Regions from separate parts of the Homo sapiens genome. Here region 1 is linked to region 2. Evidence: read pairs that join two places in POLR2A ChIA-PET (ENCODE). Cell type or tissue: Panc1. All regions are shown on one strand. Each heading gives the region's core, and the rest is flanking DNA. Links, peaks and the distances in the headings are about the cores only.

Region 1 (8,337 bases), core at 26-8,025, 120 kb after region 2:
CTCGCTCTGTCACCCAGGCTGGATTGCAACAGCGCAATCTCAGCTCACTGCAACCTCCACCTCCCAGGTTCCAGTGATTATCCTGTCTCAGACTCTCAAGTAGCTGGGATTACAGGCGGCTGTCACTATGCCTGGCTAATTTTTTGTATTTTTAGTAGAGAAGGGGTTTTGCCATATTGGCCAGGCTGGTCTCAAACTCCTGACCTCAAGTGATCCTCCCACCTCGGCCTCCCAAAGTGCTGGGATTACAGGCATGAGCCACCATGCCCAGCCAATTGTCCTTTTTCTAACACAAAATACTTCCATGGTCTGAGCACCGTGAATGAGGCTGTCAAACTGGAAAAGTGAGTTAAGCTGAGATGCAGACCTGCCAAAGTCTCAACCAACACCATAGGGAGCACTGGATTACATATGGCCTATACTCCTGTGGTGCCAAAACGACAAATCTTTTTACTCCACTGCAATCAATTGTTGAAGGTGCATCATCCCAGGAAGGGTGTGCTTTTGGGAGAATCAACTCTCTGCACCTGAGATAAACCCTAGAACATTGGCAGCACTCCAAACAACTAAGGGAAATGAGTCCTTCTTTGAGAGGGAATGTAGGTGGCATTTCTCCATGTCTTATATATCTCAGTTATTATTTATTCAAATATTGCCTCTGCTCTATTGTCTTTCATCCATTAAAAATTCTAATTAAATATATATTAGATCTCCTTATCCTCTCTTCTATTAATACCATTATTTTGCATCTCCATACTTTGTTCTGAATAATTACTTTTTGTTTTTTTATGAGACAGAGTATCGCTCTGTTGCCCAGGCTGGAGTAAAGTGGCACAATCTCGGCTCACTGCAAGCTCCGCTTTCTGGGTTCATGCCATTTTCCTGCCTCAGACTCCCAAGTAGCTGGGACTACAGGTGCCTGCCACCACACCTGGCTAATTTTTTGTATTTTTAGTAGAGATGGGGTTTCACCGAGTTATCATGATGGTCTCGATCTCCTGACCTCGTGAACCACCTGCCTCAGCCTCCCAAAGTGCTGGGTTTACAGATGTGAGCCACCACGCCCAGCGTGTTCTGAATAATTTCTTCTAAATTATTTTCCACTTTACTAATACTCTTTTCAGTTGTGTCAAGTTTGTTGTTAATTTATCCTTCAAGTTCTTAATTTTGGTTATTATATATTTCAATTACAAATAAATTTTGGTTTTTATTTTTAAATCTACTTCGTCAGTTTTTATATTTTTCAATTTGCTCCTTAAATTTTTTAGATTAGCTTTTGTTTCTTTGAATATAGTAAGCAGTTTTGTTACACCCTTATCTGATAATTTCCAAATCTGAAGTTTAGTAGATTCTATTTCTGGTATCTGTCATTTCTTTTTCTTTCTTTCCTTTCTTTTCTCTTTTTCTTTTTTCTTTCTTTCTCTCTTTCTTTCTCTCTCTTTTCTTTCTTTTCTTTTTTTGAGTCTGTTGTTTCTGTTGATTTTCACGGAGACTTGTTTGTTCATGTGTATGCACGTTTGTATGCTGGGTTTTGTATTTGAAAAAAATATTTCTAGAAATAATGTGAAGTCTAGGTTAAAGTTTTATTCCTTCAGAGAGGATTTTCTTTTGCTTCTTCAGAAACCTAGATGTGCTGAAATACAGCCCACCTTAAACCAGTGTCAAGGTTTGGGGTCTTATGGGCTACCAGATGATGGTAAGCCAAGCTGCAGTTTATGGGTGAGCAGGTTTACTTACAGTTCCCCTTTACTCCTAGAAAGCAGCCTCAGGGGGAGTGCATGATCACCAATGTCGCCACTTTGGGCAGCCCTAGGTTTCTGTTTTTGTTCCTCTAACCCTATGAGGCTATCAGAAACATAGATAAGTCTCTTGGCTTCTACATCCAGATTACAAATGTTGCCAGGGCAAAAGGGGTCCCAACTGCTAGATTCACTTCTCTGGGTTTGTTTCTTTTACTGACACTCAGCAGGTAATTGATTACTAGTTTATTATATTTTTAATGCTTTAAGAAAGAATTATTTTTATATATCACCCGGCTTTATTGTTGTCTTTACCAGGGGGATTATCTGAATTACCTAGACATCCATTATCTGGAACAGAGTTCTGTCTCTCTTCACTTGTCTTAATTGAAAACTAGAGTCAGCACCCCTGAATATCAGCGGAATCCACTGCACCATAATCTGTGGATTATGCTGTTAAAGCAAACTAAATATGGCCTGAGAAAGATTCCATACTTTTATATTTGGGTCCTTGTGGAGGAATTGCAACCTAGTTTAATGGGTAGACAAGATTGAAAACCTAACTTAGGAATATGTGCCTATAACAATAGCTGAGTCTTGGCCAATCCCAGTGGCTGTAATTCAACCATTCATACACTGCTGAGTGTTCAAATTGTGTTCAAATAAGGCAAAAACTGAGCTGTAACCCATCCAGCCATTCTGTACCTCACTTCCAATTTCCATATGTCATTCCTTTTTTTTTTTTTTTTAAGAAGGAGTTTTGCTGTTTTGCTCTGTTGCCCAGGCTGGAGTGCAGTGGCTCGATCTCAGCTCACTGAAACCTCTGCCTCCCGGGTTCAAGCAATTCTCCTGGCTCAGCCTCCTGAGTAGCTGGGATTACAGGAGCATGCCACCACAGCCGGCTAATTTTTTTGTATTTTTAGTAGAGACGGGGTTTCACCATGTTGGTCAGGCTTGTCTTGAACTCCTGACCTCGTGAGCCACACACCTCGGCCTCCCAAAGTGCTGGGACTATAGGCGTGGGCCACTGCGCTCGGCCCTCCCTTTTTTTTTTTTTTTTTTTTTGGTCTATAAATCTTCTTCCACCATGTGACTGCGCTGAGTCTCTGTGAATCTGTTGTGATTCTGGGGGCTGCCCGATTCGCAAACCGTTCATTGCTCAATTAAACTCCTTTAAATTTAATTCAGCTGAATTTTTTCTTTCATCAATGCCCATATTCTGAAGGTGTGAGTGAGCCTATACCAACAAGGTCAGGCTCAAACCTAGCCATTTTCTTCCAAAGTGTTAACCACAGTATTAAATAGCACCAAGGTTTTTAAAATAACTGAGACATTTACACACAAATATATTTTTAAAAAATAGAGATGGCCGGGCACGGTGGCTCAGGCCTGTAATCCCAGCACTTGGTAGGCTGAGGCAGGCGGATCACCTGAGGTCGGGAGTTTGAGACAAGCCTGACCAACATGGAGAAACCCCGTCTCTACTAAAAATACAAAATTAGCCATGCATGGTGGCGCATGCCTGTAATCCCAGGTACTTGGGAGGCTGAGGCAGGAGTATTGCTTGAACCTGGGAGGCGGAGGTTGCAGTGAGCCGAGATCGCGACATTGCACTCCAGCCTGGGCAACAAGAGTGAAACTCCATCTCAAAAAAAAAAAAAAAAAGAGATATAATCCAGTACCTTATATCTGTGCTACACCCTCATACTGTAGACTTTGTATGACTGTACGATGCTCTTCTTTGCATGACTATACAAGGCCCTTCAAAACCCGAGAAAAGTGTTCCTATTCTCATGTCAAAACTTCCTAGCACTATTAATGGAATGAACTGTTGGGGGAAAATGAAATAAAAAAGCAATGTTATTTCCCCTAAATCTTTAGCAAGCACTTGTTGGATTAGTGAATCTTTGCCCTTGCGTGCAAGTCAGAGGATGGCAGCTCAAACTCACTAGAATCCATCTGGTTGTCTCCTCTTTTCTTTTGTCTCACATGCTTTGTTATGTGTCAGTTTAACTATACATATTTTAAAATAAGGACTTTCAGGGCAAAACATCTTACCATATACTATCACCGTAACTTGATGTAAACTTGAACTTAGTATACAGTAAGGCTGAGCTTATAAAATGTTCATTCAGGCTTACGTCAAGTTATGGTGGTAGAATATGGTAAATGAACTTATGTGATCTTATAAACTTAAAAACTGCTTATAAACTGCTCTAAAACTTTTTTTAAAAATTAAAAATAAAACAAATTCAAGGTATGCTCTTCTACTGGATATGCCATCTTAATTTTCTGTAACGGAAACTATCCTTTTGCCAACATCTACTCAGATGACTGGACTAATACAGTCATGCCTAGATCAACCTCAGGGATATGATCTGAAAAATTAGTCATTAGGGCATTTCATCACTGTGCAAACATTTTAGAGAGTATTTAACACAAACCTAGATGGTATAGCCTACTCCACACCTAGGTTATACGGTGTAGTCCATTGCTGCTGGGCTACAAACCACTACAGCATGTTACTGTATTGAATACTGTAGGGCAATGGAACACACAGATACGTATTTGTGTACTTAAACACAGGAAAGATACAGTAAAAATATGGTATTATAGTCTTATAAAACCATGGTCGTACATGTAGTCAGTCATTGACGGAAAGGTCTTTGTGTGAAGCACAAATGTAGTTCCAATTTGAGCATGACATCTTGTTGAAGGTTTAAGAATTAACCTGTATACTGAGAGTACATGTGGCTTCAGGTTGTTCACATACATATATTTTCAGGTTGTTCATACATATTATATGCTATTATAAGGTATTTTAAACTACCATGAACACCACAATAAAACATGGGAAAATGTTAATGATTTATTAGAGGAAAATAACTCAGTTATGAATATTGAAGCCCATTCTAAAGATAGAATTTTTGAAGCTAAAGAATATGCCCTAGATAACTACTATAGGTATTGTAAAAACAATTTGTTTTGAAAACCCAGAGGGCATATTCAAAAACAAGAATCTACCATACAGAAAGGTAGTCGCCATCTCAAAACTCTCATATATAGCAAAGGACTTTGGTCTTCCCAAGATAGCCATTTGGTTGTGCCTAAGTCATTCCCCAGAACTTTGATGTGCCTCGCACATGAAAGCACCCATAAATAATGGCAAGAACAAATTCACTACAAATTTTCAAAATTATTGTTAGAAAATTTTTCTCAAGAAGCTCTATGGGTAGATGAATCTTTTCTTCTCTGTGTTGATCATAACCCTCCAAAAAACTAAAACTATAGCAAGGCTTCAGTTTTCCACCTCCAGTACCATTTGCGCATTTACAAATGGATTTCATTCAGTTTTCCAAAATTTTAAAAAATTGAACGTTGTTTCAACAATATTTTCAAAAGTAAAATTGTGTAATTTGGGTTGGACTGAAGCTTTCTCTTCTAAAAGATTAATACTTTAAGTTAGTGTTGTCAAATAGGGCTTTTTACAATGATGAAAATGTTCTATATCTGTGCTGTCCACCTGGTAGGTATGACATGCCACGTGTGGCTATTGAGCATTGAAATGGGAATAGTACAACAGCTGTTACCAAAACCTAATAACAAGTATCATTCAAAGCTTGCAGATTTTGTTTTTCCAACTGGGAAATACAAAACATTTAGCACTGTTAATGGACAGAGAAATCCACTTCAGTAGTGAAATTCTTAAGATTCTCCCATTAAAACATACACTTTTTGTCCTTATTCTCAAAATCTGAGAAAGCAACACAAATTTATGGTCTTCTTTAAATCAACATTTGAAAACACCATCGCAAAATTACAACTGAGACAGTGAGAGATCTAACCTAACCAATTCCATCTTGCTTCTAACCTCCAAGCTGTCCTTGTTCATTCCTGGTCGTAGGCTGACCTAACTTTGGGAGGAACTTAGTTTATAGTTTAGCTTTGAAACAAAGACAATAGCAGCCCTTTCCAAAACAAACCCGCTTCCTGCCTGGGGACTAGACTGCTTTCGCAGGACTAACAAATTAGCCACAAGATTATAAATTATGGTTTAGGAGTCATGCAGCTGGAGGCTGCAAGATTCTAAACCTCCCCCAATTGCTCCTCAGGATAACATCACTATTGTAAAACCGAAGATCAGTTCTTGAGATATTTTGCAGCCCCTGTACTCTATGGATCAGCTAGCACCACCCATAACGATAAACTGGCTCATCTGGTCTTGTGGCCCCCATCCAGAAATTAAGCCAACACAAGAGGACAGCTTCGACTCCCTCTGATTTCATCTCCGACCCGACTAATCAACTTTCCCAACTCACTGGTCCCCTACCCACCAAATTATCCTTAAAAACTGCAATCCACTTGGGGAGACTGATTTGAATAATAATAAAACGGGTCTCCCACACAGCCGGCTTTGCATGCCCGTCTTGATAAATGGTTCTGTCTAGGCAGTGGGCAAGCTGAACTCATTGGGTGGTTACACATTTTCAAATTTTCAGAGCTTTCCTTAGACTAAAACTTTACCATCAGTCCTAAGGTAGTATGATCCATGCTACAAAACTCGCCATAAAACCTTACTATGTAACACTGCTATAGAAATCTATAAAGTGTTTCCTTCGTAGGAGGGCCGTAGGCAGCCATGGCGCCCAGCAGGAATGGCATGATGTTGAAGCCCCACTTCCACAAGGACTGGCAGCAGCGTGTGGCCACGTGGTTCAACCAGAAGATCCGCAGAATCAAGGCCCGGCAAGCCAAAGGGCGCTGCATCGCCCCGCGCCCGGAGAGTCGGGACCCATCTGGCCCATTGTGCTGTGCCCTGCTGTGCGTTATCACATCAAGGTGCGCGCCGGCAGAGGCTTCAGCCTGGAGCTCAGGGTGGCGGGCATTCACAAGAAGGTGACCCGGACCACTGGCATCTCTGTGGATCCGAGGAGGCAGAACAAGTCCACCGATTCCCTGCAGGCCAATGTGCAGCGTCTGAATGAGTATTGCTCCAAACTCATCCTCTTCCCCAGAAAGCCCTCGGCCCCCAAGAAGGGAGACAGTTCTGCTGAAGAACAGAAATTGGCCACCCAGCTGACAGGACCGGTCATGCCCATCAAGAATGTAAGGAGAAAGCCCGAGTCATCACTGAGAAGTAGAGGAATTGCAAAGCTTTCGCTAGTCTCCGCATGGCCGGTGCCAATGCTTGGCGGCAATGCTCGGCTCTTCGGCATATGGGCAAAAAGAGCCAAGGAAGCTGAAAAACAGGATGTGTGAAAGCAAAAATAAAGCCCTCTTGGGGACTTGTAATAAATACGTTTTAAAAGAAATCTATAAAGTTTAAACTGATTCTTCCTCTGACAGAGAAAGGCAGTTTCTTAACAGATAGAAAACACGTGAAACTGGTGGTCGGTCACTTCCCAATAAGATCTCAGGAGTGGGGAGAAATAACACAAGATTTAGGAACTATGCCAACGTTTACGACCCCAGGTCTAGAGGTCAAGCCGTGCACTTGGTCTCTCAAGTCGCCTGCTTGGCCCTCTTCCAAGTGTACTTTCCTTCATTAGTGCTCTAAATATTTTCAATAATTTTTCACCCCTGCTCTAAGACTTGCCTCGGTCTCTCCTTCGGCATTATGCTCCTCAATCGAATTCTTTCCTTCTCCTGAGGAGGCAAGAATTAATGTTGCTGCAGACTCCTTACAGATAACTGCCACCGCTAATATGTTGAGATGTTCACACATGCATGTGTGAGGCCCTTCAAAATGTGAGCTGCGGTTAGAATTGGGAAGAGAAGGGAGTGGGGATATGTATCTTTGTTTTCTGATTGCCTTCCATATCTTTTAAAACTAGCTAAGTGCTGCTTCAAGTCAGCCAGATACGAAGGCTTCAATTTATTTAACACAATAAAGAACTTCTATTTGGATCCAAAGCTTACATTATGCTTTAATAAAAGTTACCCTAATAAAGTCAGAAACAATAACAATGAGTCAAAGAAATGCATACAAAGTAGGCCAGGCGTGGTGGCTCACGCCTGGAATCCCGGCACTTTAGGAGGCAGAGGCGGGTGGATCGTGGATCACTTGAGTTCAGGAGTTCGAGACCAGCCTGGCCAACATGGTGAAACCCCCGTTTCCACTAAAAAAAAAAAAATTAGCCGGGCATGGTGGTGCATCATGCCTGTAATTCCAGCTACTCGGGAGGCTAAGGCAGGAGAATCACTTGCATCTGGGAGGCACAGCTTGCACGTGAACCGAGATGGTGCCATTGCACTCTGCACTCCAGCCTGGGAGACAGAGTGAGACTCTTGTCTCCAAAAAAAAAAAAAAAAAAAGCCTACAAAAAGCTTACAAAGTCTAAAATCGGACGAACAAGAGGACACCTGATGGGGGAAAAGAAAAGAGATTGCGATGGGAAGAGAGTGGTGGGGAAATCCGTGGGACAGTTTTCCTATTTTCTGGGTCTGTCCCTTGACCAAGGAACAGCTCAAAAAAGAAAGGATCTAAAATAAATTGTAAAAAATTACCTGTGGTTTCGCATTTGTTTTCTGTCTTTTTCTTTCTTGCTTGATCTTCGATAATACTGGGAAATGTAACCAATGTGATTGGGCTTGTTAA
Region 2 (8,337 bases), core at 163-8,162:
AATTCCTGGGCTTAAGCAATACTCCCGCCTCCGCCTCCAAAAGTGCTCGGATTACTGGTGTTTGCCGCCAAGCCTGACTAGCTCTGGTTTTAAAGACAACACAAACGAAGCCGAAGACAGAGGACTCTTTCAGAGCAAATTTTTTTGAGCAAGGAGGAAAGCACAAAGGAAGCTGGTCTCAACCTGAGAAAACCAATTCACCCTTTGTAAAACCCTCCCTACACCCCCACAAGTGAGAAAATTTCATCAGTCCCTGAAGTGCAGAAAGTAGACCCTTCCCATCTGTAGCCAAAATGTGGTGCGACTGTTTAATCCAGATACGAATTTTGGAGAACATTGTAAACCCAGCAGGGGCGTAAGGGAGAGTAGGGAGAAGTTTGTCCCTAATGTACAGGTTATGTTCTTACTATACTAGAAAGGCAAGTGGCTGGGAACTGAAATGAGCTGAGGAGTGGACGCAAGGGAAGGCTTTGAAAAGGAAGGAAGGGCTCTTGGAGCCGGGAGGGATAACACTGAGTGGAGGAGAGAAGAAGCAGCGGAGAAGAAGGCAGAAGAAAAATCGGGGACGCGTCTTTAAAGACGGATAGTATTGAGACAAGCGTGGAGGAAGAAAGCAGCCAAGCGCCGCGTCTCTGCCAAGCTTTCTCTAGGCCCTGGGGAAGAGAGAAGGCTCTAGGTGAGTGGTTTCAAAGTGTATATCCCACAGAAGGGTACGGCTCGTGTTGCCCAAGATTTTGTGACTCTGAGAGTGCCTCACTGCACTGCACTCTCCATCGCAGGAAACAGGCTGAGCATTTTCGAGGGCGTGTGGTTGAGTATTCGTGGAGCAGTAGCCCCTGGTATTGGAGGTTTGAGGAAAGTGACGTTGTGTCAGTTCTCATGTGGAAGCAGCCTGCAGCTTTGATGCAGGCAGCAACTGTTTAGTTTGTGTTTCTTTTTGTTTGTTTGTTTATTTTCGCGTGTTTGGGTTTAAAATACAAGAGAAAGAATGAGGAAGAAAGGTTAAGTAGTGACTGAACGTTTTGGGTTAGAGTAGATACCCACTAAAACCATCGTACTTCTGGCTAGCTCAGCTGGAAATGCATCAGGCCACTAGTCCGGAAATTTAGGAATCACGATCCTGTTCTGATGTAGATACTTTTCATTTTCCCATACTTCTTTTTGATTCATACTCAACAGGCTACTGAACCCAGCTTTCTCCTGGAGCAACCGGGAGGGTATTTGCGGTGCGTTTTGCTGCTTATATTCTCTCTAGTCTCAGCGGAAGAGACAAGATTTGAACGGGGAAAGTCGGATTTGCAGAGAGGTATTCATTCAAGGCTCTTTTCTGCCCTACTGTCAAGTGGATGAACAAAACGCTGACTTAAGATATGAGGAGGATTGCAGTGTTGAGAGTGCAAAAAGTGTCAAGTCAAAACATGGACATATTTTGCTCATAATGTAGATAAATTATTTTGGTAGACATAAATTTTATTATTATTATTATATTTATTTATTTTTTGAGACGGACTCTCGCTCTGTCGCCCAGGCTGGACTGCAGTGGCGCGATCGCGGCTCTCTGCAACTTCCGCCTACCGGGATCAAGCGATTGTCCTGCCTCAGCCTCCCGAGTAGCTGGGAGTACAGGCGCCCGCCACCACACCCGTTTAATTTTTGTATTTTTAGTAGAGACAGGGTTTCACCATATTATTCGGGCTGGTCTCGAACTCCTGACCCCAGGTGATCCGCCCGCCTCGGTCTCCCAAAGTGCTGGGATTACAGGCGTGAGCCACAGCACCCGGCCATAAATTTATTAATATAAAAAATTATTGGTCAGGAGCAGTGGCTTACACCTCAAATCCCAGCACTTTGGGAGACCAAAGCAGGAGGATCAATTGAGTTCAGGAGTTGGAGACCAGCCTGGCTAACATAGTGAGAGCCTGTCTCTACAAAAAAATAGAAAAATTAGCCAGGTATGGTGGTGCACACCTGTGGTCCCAGCTACACCAGAGGCCAAGGCAGGAGGATTGCCTGGGCCTAGGAGTTTGAGGTAGCAGTGAGCCATGCTTGCAGTGCCACTGCACTCCAGCCTGGGTGACAGGGCGAGACCTCAACTCAAAAAATAAATAAAATAAACTTTACTTAAAAAAAATTACTGAGGGGACAGCCAGAGTGGCTCACGCCTGTAATCCTAGCATTTTCGGAGACCAAGACAAGAGAACTGAGTCCAGGAGTTTGTGCTCAAGTAATAACAATACTATCAGCACTCAATCTTGGTATCTTAAAACTTGACATTTAAATGAAATTTTAATTTGAGTCAATTAAGAATAGAATATTCCACTTTTGCATAATTAACCATGAATTCACACAACAAATCAGAATTTATTTATTTCATTTTTATTATTATTATTTTTTGAGATGGTGTCTCACTCTGCCACCCAGGCTGGGGTGCCAGTGGCGTGATCTCAGTTCACTGCAACCTCCACCTCCCGGGTTCAAGTGATTCTCGTGTCTCAGCCTCCCTAGCAGCTGGGATTACAGGCGCACGCCACCAAACCCAGCTAATTCTTGTGTTTTTAGTAGAGATGGATTTCGCCATGTTGGCCAGGCTGGTCTTGACCTCCTGACCTGAGATGATCCGCCCATCTCGGCCTCCCAAAATGCTGGGATTACAGGCATGAGCCACCATGCCCGGGCCAAATTGGAATTTAGCACCCACATTTATCTTAACTCAGTAGTTCCTAAGTAAAAGAGATTTGTAAGGCCAGGCGCGGTGGCTCACGCCTGTAATCCCAGCACTTTGGGAAGCCGAGGCGGGCGGATCACGCAGGAGATCAAGAACATCCTAGCTAACATGGTGAAACCCCGTCTCTACTAAAATTACAAAAAAATTAGCCGGGCTTGGTGGCATGCGCCTGTAGTCCCAGCTACTCAGGAGGCTGAGGCAGGAGAATCGCTTGAATCCGGGAGGCGGAGTTTGCAGTGAGCCGAGATCGCAGTTCACACCACCGCACTCCAGCCTGAGCGATAGAGCGACACTCCGTCTCAAAAAATTAAATAAATAAATAAATAAATAAGTATTTGTTTGTATGTCAATCTAGGAACAATTCACAGCCGTCTCTACTTTGAACCACCCAAAAGGCTGATTTATGTGAATTTAATTTCACTTGACAATTAATTAAACTCCTCTGCATATCCTGCCTTTTGTTTTGTTTCTTGTTTTGTTTGTTTACTAAGAGACTGCAATCTGCTTGTAGTTCACCCCTGCTCAAGCAAGACATACATTCAGTTTTGTTTTTTCAGTTGTGAGTAAATACCTCTTTTCCTCAGCAATATGTGGGTCCTGTGAGTTTCTTAGAGGGCCCTGGCTCATTTTGCTGATAGGGTTGCCAAACTCTTAGTGTGATAATAGTGCATTCTTTGACCACTTTGTTTCTAAATTCTGGCCATCCTTCAAAACTATGAGCTCGAGCGAGTGTCCCAACCACATGAGTTCCAGGTTGTTGTAATTGAGCCTTTATCAGTACATTTTGATGAAAGCTTTTCCTATTAGGATTTGGATTTGTGACCTTCAGATTTTTGTGGAAATTTATTAACAATGTTTGACTCTCGAGTTTTGAGAGCCCAAAGAAAGTTTTTGATAGAAACTTTCTTTTCTTGGTGATATACTCTCCTTGATTGTGACTTCTTCCTCTTCTTCCTCTTTTTGTTCTTTTCTTTCTCCTTCACCTTCTCCTCCTCGTTCTCCTCCTTGTTTCTGCTTTTGTTAACCAAGGTCTGGAAAGATTTTACTTTTCTGTTTACTGTTTTATTTAAGCTTGTGTTGAGAGTAATAAGGAAATCGTAGAAATCAGAGAGAATGGCATAGGCCCTGTAAGTCACCATCATCTTTAATGCGGATGTTAACCAGTACAAGAACCCCGTTAGAGTTGCATTTGCTTTCTAGGGCAAGATCTTTGCTCTAAGTTTTTTTAAACACATGGCTGTCTATCTTTAAAAAAACAAATCATTTTTATTTTATAGAGTATAATTGTCGAACAGTCTTAGCTTTACAGAAAAATTTAGAAGATATTAGAGTTCCCATATACCCTGCACCCAATACCCCTACTATTATGATAGTCCTTACTATTAAGATGGTACTTTTCTGCCGCGCGCGATGACTCACGCCTGTAATCCCAGCACTTTGGGACGTCAAGGCGGGCAGATCACCTGAGGTCAGGAGTTCGAGACCAGCCTGGCCAATATGGTGAAACCCCTTCTCTACCAACAATACAAAAATCAGCCAGGCATGGTGGCGGGCACCTGTAATCCTAGCTACTCGGGAGGCTGAGGCAGGAGAATAGCTTGAACCCTGGAGGTGGAGATTGCAATGAGCAGAGATTGTGCCACTGCACTCCAGCCAGGGCGACAAAGTGAGACTCAAAAATAAATAAATAAATAAATAAAATGCCGGGCACGGTGGTTCACGCCTGTAATCCCAGCACTTTGGGAGGCCGAGGCGGGCGGATCACCTGAGGTCAGGAGTTTGAGACCAACCTGGCCAACATGATGAAACCTCGTCTCTACTAAAAAAACACAAAAATTAGCCGGGCGTGATGGCGGGCGCCTGTAATCCCAGCTACTCGGGAGGCTGAGGCAGGAGAATCGCTTTACCCGGAGAGGCGGAGTTTTCAGTGAGCCGAGATCGTGCCACTGCACTCCTGCCTGGGTGACAGAGCGAGACTCCGTCTCAAAAAAAAAAAAAAAAAAAAAAAAAAAAAAAAAAAAAGAAAAGGGTGATTTTGTGTTGTGTTTGTTAAATTCATGAAACAAGTAGGACAAGACCATAAATTGAAAAACCAAGCCCATTCCAAATTACGAATGCCTCCGGTAGTACCTATGCCAGGGACAAAGTGCACTTTAATAGTCAATACACAGGTTGCTTACCGGGTTCTTGTTTTTTTTGTCAATAGTCTTCTTTCATTTCAAGTTCCCAAAGTCTTGGGAACAAGCCGGTTTTTTTTTTTTTAACTGGCTTGCAGAAAGCTCAAGGAGATGTGCAGAAAGTAAAGATATTTCCTGACAATAGTAAGAACACGACCACGAAGGGACTCGAACCCTCAATCTTCTGATCCGGAATCAGACGCCTTATCCATTAGGCCACGCGGCCGCACGCGGGTGCTAATTTGCACACATCAAGACTGAAGTGTAGTGAGGAAACGTTGAGTTTCTGTTTTCAAACCTTTAACTTCGTAATTAGAGATTTAACAACTTGAAGGGGGGCGGGGAGAGGCGGGGGAGGAGGTGGGCAGAAGGAATAAAACTCCATCTAAAATTCCTAATAGCAATTCCTTAGAATTATAAACTGCGAGATGATCAGAAGTGACATCTTTGCCTTCTTTGAAGGCTCTCTTCTCTAAGTTACTAATAATGATAATGCACGTTCGGGTACAGAAATATGAGCCAAGAACTCAAGTCTGCAATGAAGGAGTGGACATGACAGCGTAAGAGGGAGCATCATTGTTTGATCTATTTTAACCTTTTCCGTCTCAAAGATACGATGGTGCTTCCTCCAGGAAGAAAAGCCTGTAAGCTCAAACAAGAGCTCCCCTGGAACAGAAGACACTGGAGACCGTAAGAGGTGGGAGGTTGGAAGGGGGAAAAGGATAGAAAAACTGCCTGTTGGGTATTATGCTCACCACATGGGTGACGGGTTCAATCGTACTCCAGACATCAGCAACACGCAATACACCCTTGTCCCAAACCTGCACTGTACTCCCTGAATCTAAAATAAAAGTTGAAATTAAAAAAAAAAAAAAAGCTCCCCCTTGTCAGAAAAGCCCCAAGTATTTTGCCTAAAGGTTGATTGCTCTAAGCTCACCTTTGGATTGATCCAGAAAACAGTCTGGGGCGATTTTTTGTTACCCTTTCCCCAGCTATGTCCCCTATGTTGATAGGGTAGGAAAGATTAAAAAAAAAAACAACAACCAAGTTTGTAAAGTAAACCAATCACAGATTCCCTCAGTTTTCGCATCGTCTTGGCTTCATGGAAATGACGAGTTACTGGGAAGAAACTATTTCATTTTTCCAGTGCCCAGTCCTATCTCCTTTCCCCAGAGAGATGCATCTCTCAGCCCTAAACTTTTCCTGGATCCCTTGTACACCATTTTCTCCAGGTTTCTCCAGTCAAAACTCAAGAATTGTTTTAGGCCATATTTTGGATGGTGTATCCTATGTACACTAATTTATTAAGTAATGACCCATGTTTGAGACCACGGAACGCTAGTTCTGGGGCCGGACTAGATGAGTCTGGGTAGACAAAAGAAAGGTCTTCTGCTGTTCCCTATGAAACTGATTTAGTTAAGTCCCTTTCTTTCTCAGAAAGCGTCCTATGAGGAGCATTAGATTGAATAAGGGTTTCTGGTGTGATCCAGTTTGGGGAGGCTACTTGCTCTAGTCAGTGCTGAAGAATCCATCTCCATTTTGGGCAAGATGCACTACCATGACTTATGTTTCAACAGACTCAAACTTATTCACATGTTTTGAAATTGTTCTCAGTTTTGCTTCCTCACCTTCTCACTAGTGGATTTTGTGCCCAAAGAATAGCAATCCAAAATCTCAAAATCTAACAAATTTAAATAAAAGGGCATTTTTTGTTCAGTCTGGAGGAGGAAAAGTTAACTGGCAGACGTAGGCAGCAGATAGTAAAGTTGGCACAGTTAGTAAGGTTGGTAGACTGAGCCAAACCATCGAAATCTATTTATTTATTGTTATATTTATTTATTTATTTATTTATTCCTGCTGTTTGCAGAGCAGGGGTACCCTATAGAAAGTGTGTCCAAAGTAGCCTGAAATTTCTTTCTTCAGGAAGATGCTAAAAAGGATTGGCACTGAGATTTGAAAGAATAATGCTAAGAAACTATTAAATTGTATGAAATGTTTGTTTATACCAGTGATACCATTTCCTTTCCAAAGCCTTTCAGTGTTTTCTCTGATGCCTTTTGATTTTTATCTGATGGGTTCCAGGCAAGATTCCTTTAAAATGTTTAAATATTTCTAACAAAAGTATTTTGGGAGGAATCCAAGAGAGATTTGAAAGTATGACATTCTTAATCTCTCTATAACAATCTGTCTAGATAATTTCACTGAAGAAATGAATGGAGGAGGGTGTCTGTAGATAAAGGTTTCTATAATTGAGATTTGAAAAAAATAGAATTTATTTATTTGTTTAGATGAAACCAGACAACTTTCCAAGCCCTGAATCAAATTGGGGGATGTATTGCACCTTTAGACAAAGAATCTCCCAATGTAGCTACTTTAGCCATTTTACAAAAACCCATAATGCATGACCCTAATAATGTTCTTAACTTTAGAATTTGGAAAACTCAGCATTTCCTGTGAGGTGTGATCCAGTGTACAACAAACGTTCACTCACACACACAGAAAGAACTAAGATTTGCAGCACTTATGGTCTGGTTATTGACCTGACGTGTGTGTGTGTGTGTGTGTGTGTGTGTGTGTGTGTGTGTGTATGTGTGTGTGTGTTGGGGATGGGGGCTACTGTGAAAGGAAAGGATAAAGAAAACTCAGCCAAGTAAAGATTTTCTACTCACATATCTATTTACCATTCTTTTGTCTATATGTCTTTTAAAAGAAGACATACAAATGGCAAATATATGAAAAGGTGCTCAACACCATTGATCATCAAATAAATGCAAATCAAAACTAAAATGAAATGTTATCTCACCCAAGTTAAAATGACTTTCATCCAAAAGACAGGCAAGGACGTGGAGAAAGGAGAACCCTAGTACACTCTTGGTGGGAATTTAAATTAGTACAACCGCTTTGGAGAATAGTATGGAGGTTCCTCAGAAAACTAAAAATATTACCATATATTCCAGCAATCCCCCTATTAGGCCTATACCCAAAAGAAAGGAAATTAGTATATCGAAAAGATATCTACACTGTCATCTTTATTGCAGCACTATTCACAATAGCCAAGATTGGGAAGCATCCTAAGTACCCATCAACAGATAAATGAATAAAGTAAATGTGGTACGTATACACAACGGGGTACTATTCGGCCATGAAAAGAATGAGGTCTTGTCATTTGCAAAGCGGATGGAACTATGTTCTGTGCGGGAAATGCGAGAGGGGAGAAGAAAAGACACACACACAATACCTTTAAGGGTAAATAACCTTTATCCCACGTAAACGGCAATGCAGATATAATAAACAAATGATACAATAAGCAAATTGCAATGGGAAGGGGAGAAGGGAAAAGATATATATATATATATATATACACACACTCACCAAATATATATATATATATATAAATATATATATTTATATATATGTACACTCACAAGACTATGA

What was found. Peaks named below come from ENCODE experiments on the same cell type or tissue, not always from the same donor. Only the 100,000 strongest peaks of a DNase experiment are listed, where the experiment ranks them.
Region 1: POLR2A ChIA-PET joins it to region 2 with 18 read pairs; 4 of 35 experiments call an interaction of 5 or more read pairs at or near these places.

The regions. Positions count from the first base shown.
Region 1 is chr6:28,855,038-28,863,374 of GRCh38, forward strand. It overlaps LINC01623 (long intergenic non-protein coding RNA 1623), which reads right to left. Exons shown (of 2, transcript NR_033379.1): 1 at 8,247-8,337; 2 at 4,588-6,978. It also overlaps the pseudogene RPL13P. Among named protein-coding and RNA genes, the nearest start is that of LINC01623, 4.5 kb to the right of the region's middle. In Panc1, for the core only: no CTCF peak of the experiment used is centred there; no DNase peak of the experiment used is centred there; H3K4me3 peaks cover 336 bases.
Region 2 is chr6:28,737,897-28,746,233 of GRCh38, forward strand. TRR-CCG1-1 (tRNA-Arg (anticodon CCG) 1-1) reads right to left here and starts at 5,128; the gene lies at 5,056-5,128. In Panc1, for the core only: no CTCF peak of the experiment used is centred there; a DNase peak (open chromatin) is centred at 5,127; H3K4me3 peaks cover 3,250 bases; H3K27ac peaks cover 423 bases.